Linked DNA regions of Homo sapiens: region 2 is linked to region 1. The links are chromatin loops, found by intact Hi-C in ENCODE. Cell type or tissue: transverse colon. All regions are shown on one strand. Links, peaks and the distances in the headings refer to the core of each region. The heading gives the core; the rest is flanking DNA. Region 1 overlaps CPXM2 (carboxypeptidase X, M14 family member 2). Region 2 overlaps CPXM2 (carboxypeptidase X, M14 family member 2).

Region 1 (5,382 bases), core at 192-5,191:
CTAATTGGAAGGGGTTAGGGTAACAGTGAAGGAAGCCAGCCTGGGCTGAATGCTTGCATTCATTGCCTAGTTCGTGATGAGCCACCAGGCTTTATGTCCGTAGAGATAGTTACTGATCCCAATGTAAGACAGTGAATTGCCTGCCAGTTAGGATTTGCTAAGGTCGATGCTGTTGGCTGAGAATGACTGCATCAGCAGGGACGAGTATATGGGGTCTCAAAGGAGATGGCAAGTATGCTGTGGCCATCAGAATGGTCACAGTGTGCAGCAAATAAAACAAGCAGCAGAGATGCACTGGTTCTCATTTCTCTACTACACCTTCATGGACAGATAGGGGTAAGGGAAGAGCCCTGAAAGGCCAAAGTCCTGGCTTCTCCTGCTCCCAGCTGGGTGACGCAGGGTAAATTATTCGATGGCTTTCTGGGCCTTAGTCTCCAAGTCTGTAGAATGGGAAAAATCTCCTCTGCCTTCTCTACTTTACCTGCCAGTCATGATGATGAGACTTAGTAGAGAAATGGAACGTATTGTTCCTGTTCTTGTTAACACAATTGGTGACGTTATTACTGTGTCTTTTATTAAAACATGGTGCTATTCATATGTGGCCCCCTGCTGTCCTGGCAGTGTCTGTCTTCATGGTGATGGCTGTAGAAGCTACATGTCCTTTGCATGTTGCTTCTCCGTTTATGATGGGTTTCTGTTGTAGCATTCTTGGGAATAAGAGTCCTTGTAGCCAGCTTTCTCTCACCTAAATATTGTGACACAAAGTGAGTTATCATAAGGGGAAGCCTGTTTTAACCCCTGGAGCAGTAAGAGAGTTAGGCCCTGAATTCCCAGTCAAGGCTGCACCTGTCACCTCTCATAGGCATGTCATAAAAGCCAGGCTATAGTAAATCTTCCCACTCCTTTAGAAACGCTCCTTGATGCTCATTAAACCACTCTTCCCAGTCATTACAGAATGTTGTGTTATGAAAGGCATATGAAGCACACAGCCATATAACTCCAACGTATCATAAATTTTACATAATACCAATTTTCCAGTTCTAATAGATTTCAACCCACCATAAAATTTGCAACAGATTTGTTTATCTACACTTTACAAGGACATTTTATGGATAATTCGGTTGATCCGATTTTTTGGCAGCTTGCTAGAACGCACTCAGTTCCACGCCACCCCGCTGTGGGCCATGCCCTTCCTCTGTTCTGCATCAATTCAGTTCCAGCTCAGCTTTCAGAAGGCCACGGGCCTCCCTAACGGGCACCTGCCCACCGGCCACCCTGACCAGGATGGCCTTCCTGTGTGTTTCTGCAGCACCTGGGCGTCCTTCCTGGTCTTTAACACACTGTCATGAAATTGTCCCTGGAACCCTCTGGCCCTTACTGCATGGTCAGGTGCCTGGCTCAAAAAAGAGATGCCCTTTGAATCAGATCTTCTTTCACTTGGGTATTGATAAACAAATTTAGCCTAGCAAATCACAGATTTGCAGTGAACTCACAGATACTCATTCAGTGACGCGAGGCAAGGCAGCCTCTAGGGAGAGGGTGTCTCTGGCCTTTGACCTTTAGGGTAGCCTTTTCTCCTGTGACTTGCAGAGCCCTTGGTACCTCCTTTGGCCCCTGGTCTCATTTTCCCAGACCTCAGCTATCAGTGTGATGAGCTGACTAAAAAGGCAAAATTCAGAAAACAGCATGCATTTATTTCACTTCCTTGCTGAAGCCTGCTTTTCCTACCATTTAACCCCATGATTCCTGTTGTCATGGTGACCCAATGCTCTGCTGACTTAGTGGCAATGAACTGGGTCATTGCATGCCTCTTATTGGCTGTGTGCTGCAAGCTCCAGGAGGGAAGGAGCGGTGTGTATTTGCTCAACCCAACAATGTAGATGCTCATTAAATTATGAGAAAAAGTTGATATTAAGATACATGTATTTGGTCAGGCATAAAAGATAAAAGGCTGAGTCTGTCTCCTCAATGATCTGCAGTGTAGTGAGTGGGCAATAAAGAAGCAGGAAATCACAGTGAGAAAAGTAATCACCACCACAGAGGGAGGTGAGAACCACAACGAGGGAAGTGAGATCCACAACAAAGGAAGTGATAACCACAACCAGGGGAATGATGACCACAATGAGGGAGGTGATGACCACAACCAGGGAGGTGATAACCACGACCAGGGAAGTGATAACCACAATGAGGGAGGTGATGACCACAACCAGGGAGGTGATAACCACAACCAGGGAAGTGATAACCACAATGAGGGAGCTGATGACCACAATGAGAGAGATAAAAACCACAACCAGGGAGGCAATAACCACAACCAGGGAGCTGATAACCACAATGAGGGAGGGGGTGACCACAATAACAGCGATAAGAACCACAACCAGAGAGGTGATAACCACAATCAGGGAAGTGATAACCACAACCAGGGGAATGATGACCACAAAGAGGGAGGTGATGCTCACAATCAGAGAGGTGAGAACCACAACAAGGGAGGTGGTGACCACAAACAAGAGAGGTAAGAACCACAACCAGGGAGGTGAGAACCACAACCAGGGGAATGAGGACCACACCCAGGGGAGTGATAACCACAATGAAGGAGGGATGACCACAACCAGAGAGGTGATAACCACAACCAGGGAGGTGATAACCACAACCAGGGAAGTGATAGCCACAACCAGGAAGGTGATAACCACAACCAGGGAGCTGATAACCACAATGAGGGAGGTGGTGACACAATAAGAGTGATAAGAACCACAACCAGAGAGGTGTTAACCACAATCAGGAAAGTGATAACCATGACCAGGGGAGTGATGACCACAAAGAGGGAGGTGATGATCACAGTAAGGGAAGTGATAACCATGACCAGGGGAGTGATGACCACAATGGAGGAGGTAATGACCACAGTAAGGGAAGTGATAACCATGACCAGGGAGGTGATGACCACAACCAGGGAGGTGATAACTACACCCAGGGGAGTGATAACTGCAACCAGGGGAGTGATAACCATGACCAGGGAGGTGACAACTACACCCAGGGAGGTGATAACTACACCCAGGGCAGTGATAACCAGAACAAGGCAGGTGATGATCACAACCAGGGAGGTGATAACCACACCCAGGGAGGTGATAACTGCAAACGGGGGAGTGATAACCATGACCAGGGAGGTGGTGACTACAACCAGGGAGGTGAGAACCACAACAGTGAAGGTGAGAACCACAACCAGGGTAGCGATAGCTATAGCAATGGAGGTGATAACCACAACCAGGGAGGTGATAACCACAACCAGGGAGGTGGTAACCACAACGAAGGAGGTGATGATCACAACCAAAGAGGTAATAACCACAACCAGGGAGGTGATAGCCACAGTCAGGGAAGATGTCACCATAACCAGGGAGTTGATAATCACAACCAAGTATGTGATAGCCACAACCAGAGAGGTGATAGTCACAACTAAGGAAGGTGTATTCCTTCATTCTCATGCTGCTATGAAGAAATACATGAGACTGGGTAATTTATAAAGAAAAGAGTTTTAATTGACTCAGAATTCTGCATGGCTGATAAGGCCTCAGGAAACTTATAATAATGGCGGAAGGCACCTCTTCACAGGGCATCAGGAGACAGAATGAGTGCTGAGTGAAGGGGGAAGCCCCTTAATAAAACCATCAGATGTTGTGAGAACTCACTATCAGAAGAACAGCATGAGGGAAACCACCCCCATGATTCAATTACCTCCCACCCGGTCCCTTTCATGACATGTGGGGATTATGGGAACTATAATTCAAGATGAGTTTTGGGTGGGAACACAGCCAAACCCTATCAGCAAGTATCTCAGTCCATTCATGCTAAAATATTGTAACCTGAGTAGCTTATAAATAACAGAAATCTATTCAGAGTTCTAGAGGTGGGAATGTCCAAGATCAAGTTACTGGCAGATCTAGGGTCTGGTGAGGGCTCACTCTCTGGTTCACAGGGCCGTCATCGTGCTGCATCCTCCCATGGCAGATGGGCAAACAGGCTCCTTTGGGCCTCTTTCGTAAGGACACTAATCACCTCCTAGAGGGCCTAGCAATTCATGCATTGGGCATTAGGTTTCAGCCTATGGATTTTGAGAGACATAACATTTGGAGGATAACAGGAAGTGATAGCCACAACCAAGGGGTGTGGAAAGTACAGGACCGGGTGGGGGCAATGGCCAGGAGTTTCCTCCTAGGGGGACGATGATAGAGCGGGTGCTGGAAGGAAAGTGGGCATTATCCAGGGCAGAGGGATGTAAGGAGAGTGTTCTGGGCAGAGGCGATAGCAGCTGGGGTGTGCAGAATGTGGGGGCGCTTGGGAGGCTGTGGAGGAAAGCAAGAGGTGTCCGTTTTCTTGGGAGCTCTGTCCTTTTAGTGCATCGTCATCAATGCTTAGAGTTTTTGATTCACCTTGTTTTTCAGTTGATGAAAGTTGTGAATGAAATGTGTCCCAATATCACCAGAATTTACAACATTGGAAAAAGCCACCAGGGCCTGAAGCTGTATGCTGTGGAGATCTCAGATCACCCTGGGGAGCATGAAGTCGGTGAGAAGGGCCCCTCTGGGATGCTTGGCCCCTTCATCTTTGGTACTCATGTAAACAGTTAGGAGACTGTTCACCCTATGAGAAGATTCATGCCACAGGGCATCAGCTGTCCACACCACTGCTGTCTCACGTAGACAGATTTTGCCCATGTTGGCTCTGTGAACCACTCATCTTATGATATGGACTATAGAATTATTTACACTGGAAATACCCATCTTTTCTCCAAATGGAGCATATTTCATTCTCTGTCGTCCACCTCTGAGACCAATCACAATAGCCAAAGAAGAAAGTGGCTGAGGTGGGCAGGACAGAATTTCCTCCTCCTTCAGGATTCCCTGATCATTAATGGCTCATATTAGAGGAGCTTCTCCCCATTCTTAAAAAAATTCAATTATATTTTTAGATATTTCCTGTTTTCAGACATTTCCCATTCAGTCACTCCCCAGCCTGCACCTGTATAGGTCAGATGGGCTTCTCTGTTTTTCTTTTTGGTAAATCTGGGAGCTGTTTAGAAATCTGCTGATATTTAGGTGCAAAGATTTGGCTGATTTACTTTAACATTCATCAGGGTCTCAGGAGTTCCTCTCCGGAAGTGGTTTTTTTTGTTTGTTTTGTTTTGTTTGTTTGTTTGTTTGTTTTTTGAGATGGAGTTTTGCTCTTGTTGCCCAGGCTGGAGTGCAATGGCACAATCTCGGCTCATGGAAACCTCTGCCTTCTGGGTTCAAGCAATTCTCCTGCCTCAGCCTCCTGAGTAGCTGGGATTACAGGCATGTGCCACCATACCCAGCTAATTTTTGTATTTTTAGTAGAGACATGGTTTCTCCATGT
Region 2 (5,382 bases), core at 173-5,172, 110 kb before region 1:
ACCTTTTTAATGAAAGCTTCCAGTGTGCCTGCCCGCTTATGTGCTGGTCTTCCTGTGAACCTTTCATTCATTCCACAGGCCGTTACCAAGAACCTGCTAAGCACTGGTGCTGGGTGAGATCCTAGGAATGGGGAGAGCAAGACGTTCCTCTTCCCTGCCCCCCAGCCCCCGCCCCCCACCACATGGAACTAGCTGGGAACTCTGAGAAAGTAATCACAGTTGTGTTAAGGGTTGCACAAAAGTGTGGGGTGTTAAGGTAACAAACAAGCTGGGGGAGCTCACTGAATCTGTGGGGGCTTGCGTAATGCTTCCCCGAAGAGGTGATGTTTAAGACTTGACAAGTAAGTCAGCTTGATTGTCCTGGGGACTCGTACAAGTGACCGGACATCATTCCTAAGATAGGTTTCTTTCCCTACAAAACACATCTCAGAAAGTCACAGCCTGGCCTGAGCAGTGTCCACAGACTAATGTGTCTGCAGACTCAGGGGTTACATGGGGAAGTGACTCTCTTTAGTCCTTGGAGAAACAGCTCTTGCCACTCTTGGAATGGGGTCTCTGGAGGAGAAATCAGAGTGTAACCTGAATTTGCAAGAAAAAGCTCATTTGGTTTTGGAAGGCCATCTTGCAGGTAGAGACAGGCCATGGGGGAGCCTGTTGATTCGGTGCCTAGCCTCTGCTCCTGCAGGACACATTGCCCAGTTCACCGCAGCCCTGGCATCCACCGGGATCTCCAAGCCCCATACTGAAAACACGTCTTCGGAAGATCTAGAGACTCACATCAGAGGCCTGTTGGGACAGCTGCCTGCAGACCTGCTACCATGTCAGCTGTGTTTCTAATGAATTCTGTGGGGCTTTTTTAGAGCTCTCCCCAACCATGACAAGACAAGTGTGACATTTATCTCATATTTTTAACTCCTGTCCTTTTTTATTTTGGTGTTTGCTCAGCAGAATCCTCTGCCCTGGACCAAAGTGGGAAGACTGGTTTAAGCGTGAACTTAGTTAGGGGAATCAGTGACAGTTTTGTGCAGTTAAACTACACTAGGAGAAAATTATTTTTTTTCTACTTTAAGTAGCGGCTTGATCTATATGCTGCTCGTGGTGTAATAGAAGCACTTATCTCTGCATTGGATTGTTTTGGAATATCTTAGGAAGGCACTTACATAGGAAGGAACATTGGACTGTGGCCTGGAGTGTTTAATGCAAACTTCTGTACTTTGCTTCACTGGGTGGATGATGCAATGCTATGTATGAGGCACTGAGGTGGGAGTGAGGGGTTCAATTTAGAGATGCATAACAGTATAAAAGCATATATAACTAATTAAAAGTCTATATGTACTTTATCTTTGCAGATGATAAAATATTTCCCAGATAGCTCTTGTTTTGCATAAAGGTGAGTGCAAGGAAAGATGTATTCAGCAGTGATTCCCCACACAGGCAGATTTTCTATGTGGTAGGCCCTAGGAGGGAGCCCTGTTTTAACCCTGTAGCGGGGTTTATGCAAGGAGCCAAGGGCATTGGGGATTTGATCTTGATGTGGGTTCTGGCTTTGACCATTGGCTGTTCTTTCGCACCACCACAGAAATGCCCAATGGGTGTGACATGCTGACATTCATGGAGATGCTTGGAGAACTGAACCCTTTGGCTAACTGAGAGTATTGCATTTTCCATGAGTGGCTAACAGGTTTCCAGAGAAGTAGAGCCCCAATATATTAAACAGAATGGAATCTTTAAAAACATTTATTTAAGCTTTTATTTTGAAATAATTATAAACTCACAGGAAATTGCAAAAATAGTACACTGAGGCCCCATGTACGCTTTGTCAGCTCCCCCCAGTGATAACCTCTTAGATGATTCTAGTACAAGATACTTCAATCTTGGCAGGATTGATGTTTTGGGCCAATTGTGTGTTTGTTTGTGTATGTGTGTGTGTGTGTTGTGTGTACGTGCCAACAGAGGAGGAAGGGGGTTGCCTTCCTGTGTATTGCAGGATGTTTAGCAGTGTCCCTGGACTCCAAATTGGATGCCAGTAGCACCCTCCCCCCTGTTGTCACAACCAAAAATGTCTCCAGACATTGCCAAATATCCCCAGGGGGATGGGAGTCACTGTTGTATACAGTATCAAAATGAGGAGGTTGACAGTGATACTGTTAACTAGATTACATGCCTTACTCAGATTTGACCAGTTCTTACATGCATTTGTAGGCATGTTCTCTGTAGTTTTTATCACATGTACAGGTTCATGGAACCACCACCACTGTCAGGATATGGAACCGTAGAATCTTTTTCTTAGGTTGCAGTAGGATTTTGGTACTGTACAGTTTCTGAGGTCCTCATTGTGAACACTCATCCATCCGAGAATTTTAGAACTCTAAGGACCTAAGTGGACACTGAGCACAGATTCTTGCTTATTGCGAGATTCTAACAGTGAGCTGCCCGGCCTCTGCTCACAGGCTTCCATGGATGGACTCTCACCATTCAGTGGATGAAGAGTACTTATTGCTAGAATGTTCTTCCTCATATGAACTTGACAACGTTCTGCTCTCTAATTCCATTTATTTAGCTGTTTCGAATTGAATTTGACAGTTTCTAGATCCCTGCAGTTGGAATGATTTAAGGCCACGGGAGTGAATCTCAGGTCCTCAGTTTTCATTCTCCCAGGGTTATGAATAAGGTAAGGGGCCACATTTTGCACGTGCAAGTGGATTTGGGGGTGTCTTACTTTCCATGCCATCTTCAAATTGATGACCCTGGTTTGCAGCCATATTCCTTTTGAAGAATAAAATAGAACAGAAAAATAAACCATAGTTATAGAACTTATCCTTTTCCTCCCACTTGGCAGTAACAATCAAATCAAATAATAAGCTGAACTATTGATTTGAATGAGGGATTTGAAGATTTTATTTATTTCTCTCTTCATTGCACATTGGGTTAGAAGTAGGCTTGGATATGTAGTCTTTAAATTTGAGTTTCTGCTTGGTCCTTTGTTCATAACTTTCTTCCTGTGCTGGTGAGAATGCACCGCTGTTTGAATGTGGACAAACCCACATCATCGCCATAGTCTTGAGCCCGTGGAATTTGCAGAGGGGGCAGCGAGCCACGTTTGTTTGTGTGTCTGTGCTCAGAATCATTGAGTTTGCATTTTGTACTGTGCTGGGCCCCAGTTGCAGGGGGAAATAACCAAAGAGTTGTTCTTTGAGCATATTTGGTTGTAAACAAAGCCTTTTCTGTTGTGTGTGCCGTAAGCCAGTTGGTGAAAAGGGCTTCACATTTAAGCTTTCCTTCTCTTTTCAGTGTGTTTTGCTGCATTTGGCTTTTGGATGGAAATGTCTTCTCCTGGGCAAAATGGGAGTGTGTAAGGATTAGGAAGCTGTGTTTGTAAATATTTCAATAAGTACTTTAAAAAGCAATCACAATGCTATTAGCATACCTAAACAATTAACAAGCAATCCTTCATGTCAAATTATATGCTTACTTTAAGAGTTAAATCCAAAGTGTTTTGTCCAGGTAAACTCCCTATAGAATTCCAAGGGAGAGGACGTCATTTCCTGTACATTAGCAAGCAGCTTTCTAAGACACCACCTCCATTTCCAAAATGCTTTCCAAAGTCAACTATTAATGCTGGCAAATTTCCTCTTGCCTGTGCCCAAGGTTCCAGAAACCAGGGCTCGCGCATGGATAATAAAGGAGGACACACCCACGTTTGCGAAAGCTGGACTGCATGCTGTGGTTCTTAAAAATAGCCACTGTGTTTTCTGTATGCCTCAAGTGTCCATGGCTGCTAGAGCTCATGGCACCTTTAGTGTGGGGACAATGGCAGCCTGGCCCTGGAGCCTTGACTTTTGAGGTGGAGGTTTTCTCTGGATGTCCCTGAGGGTCCAGGGAGCCTGAGCATTCAGGCTTGGCATCTCCAGCAATGGCTCTGCCCTCTGTGGCCCTCTCAGGCCCCAGCCACTGCAGCTACCACTCTGGGGTCACAAAACCCAGGAAATTAGGGTTTCTTTGGATGGCCACTGGAAGGGCTGGCATCCACATCTGGCTGGCAGCCAGCTGGCTACTCGTTGGGCATCATAGGATGGTTAGCATGGCACAAAACAGCTTCACATGTTAATTTAAGCCCCTGATGTCACAGATTTGTATGGAATGCCTGGTTCATGCTAGGCACAGGTAGGTGCTCCATGGTGAGTTTTTCCAGGATGAAGAGAGAGCTGAGGTCAAAGTCTGGTTCTGCCACTCATGGGCATTTGTGACTTCTCCAAGCATCAGTTCCTCACGATGGCATGGGAACAATTAATAACCCGAGCTTTTGGAGGAGGTGTACGATTGGAGGGGTCAATGCCCAGCCTTCCAGCCTCCCAGCCTCCCAGCCTTCTAGCCTCCCAGCCTCCGGAGTGGGGCAGCTCAGAGGCATCTCCCCTCCCAACCCCACCCTGAGTCCCCAGCCAGGTTGAGTCCCCGTTGAGTCCTGCCAGACAACACAGCCTGAGTTATTGGTGTTTCCCCTTCAACTTTTCACCTGTGCTACTTGAAATCTCCTCCCACATACAGCACTGTGCCCAAAGCCTTCTTGTCTCAGGCTGTTTCCAGGTGGAATCTAAGATGAGACTGGCAGGTACCAACAGCTCCCTGCACAGTGTCTGCACACACCCACCTGCTGCTGTTACCAGGGTGTCTCTTTAAAGGCAAAGGACTCTATTTGGTTGCAAGTCAGAAAGGTGGCTGCTGGCTGCACAGAGGGCAAGAGTGGGGGCCACAGGGCACTGCTGCCCCAGCCATGCCCACTCTTCCTTATGCCCAGATCTGAGGCCAGGTCTTCTGCATGAAAGGCTGGCCCAGAGGAGGGTGGGACTGACCAGGCAGGTATCCCAGAGAAGACACAATGGAGAGAGAGAGAAAGAGAGACAGAGAGAGAAAGAGAGAGAGAGAGATGGGCCATGGGATTTTGATGGATTGTTTGATTGATTGATTTTGGTCTAGTTTTGGTAAGAAGTTCTTAGACAATTTCATGAGTACCTCCATGTCCAGCCCACAGCCTCCCCCCGGGCTCCCGTCAAGGTCATTGAGATGGATAGAAGCCAGCGCATCAGTCCACTGCTCAACTCGCCCTTCAGGACCCACTGAATCCCTGGATTCTTATTTCCTCTGGGAGCTTCCAGTCCTCAGAATTGGATAAGGGTGCAGGTGATTCCTCCCTGTGTCATGGCCCTTTCCCTGCCAACATCGCACAGAGCAGGCGTTTCTCACTGCTTTTGTTTAGATTTTCATGTTCACCTGTGAAGTTCTCCCGGCTCTCCCTGTGTGAGGGTTCCCAGCAGATCCTCCCAGCAGATCTGGTGTGTTTGTGGTGATTTAGCCTTAATGCTGCAATTCTGGGGAGCCCCAGAG

What was found. Hi-C counts contacts between places; a loop is a spot of excess contacts. Peaks named below come from ENCODE experiments on the same cell type or tissue, not always from the same donor. Only the 100,000 strongest peaks of a DNase experiment are listed, where the experiment ranks them.
Region 2: it touches region 1 in a loop (4-fold over the local background); 4 of 110 quality-filtered maps call a loop at or near these places.

What each region holds. Positions count from the first base shown.
Region 1 is chr10:123,770,088-123,775,469 of GRCh38, reverse strand. It overlaps CPXM2 (carboxypeptidase X, M14 family member 2), which reads left to right. Exons shown (of 14, transcript NM_198148.3): 8 at 4,431-4,554. Among named protein-coding and RNA genes, the nearest start is that of CPXM2-AS1, 4.0 kb to the left of the region's middle. In transverse colon, for the core only: no CTCF peak of the experiment used is centred there; no DNase peak of the experiment used is centred there.
Region 2 is chr10:123,884,258-123,889,639 of GRCh38, reverse strand. The region is part of intron 1 of CPXM2 (carboxypeptidase X, M14 family member 2); the gene reads left to right. Among named protein-coding and RNA genes, the nearest start is that of CPXM2, 4.9 kb to the left of the region's middle. RefSeq lists a silencer at 5,153-5,382. In transverse colon, for the core only: no CTCF peak of the experiment used is centred there; no DNase peak of the experiment used is centred there; H3K27ac peaks cover 3,003 bases.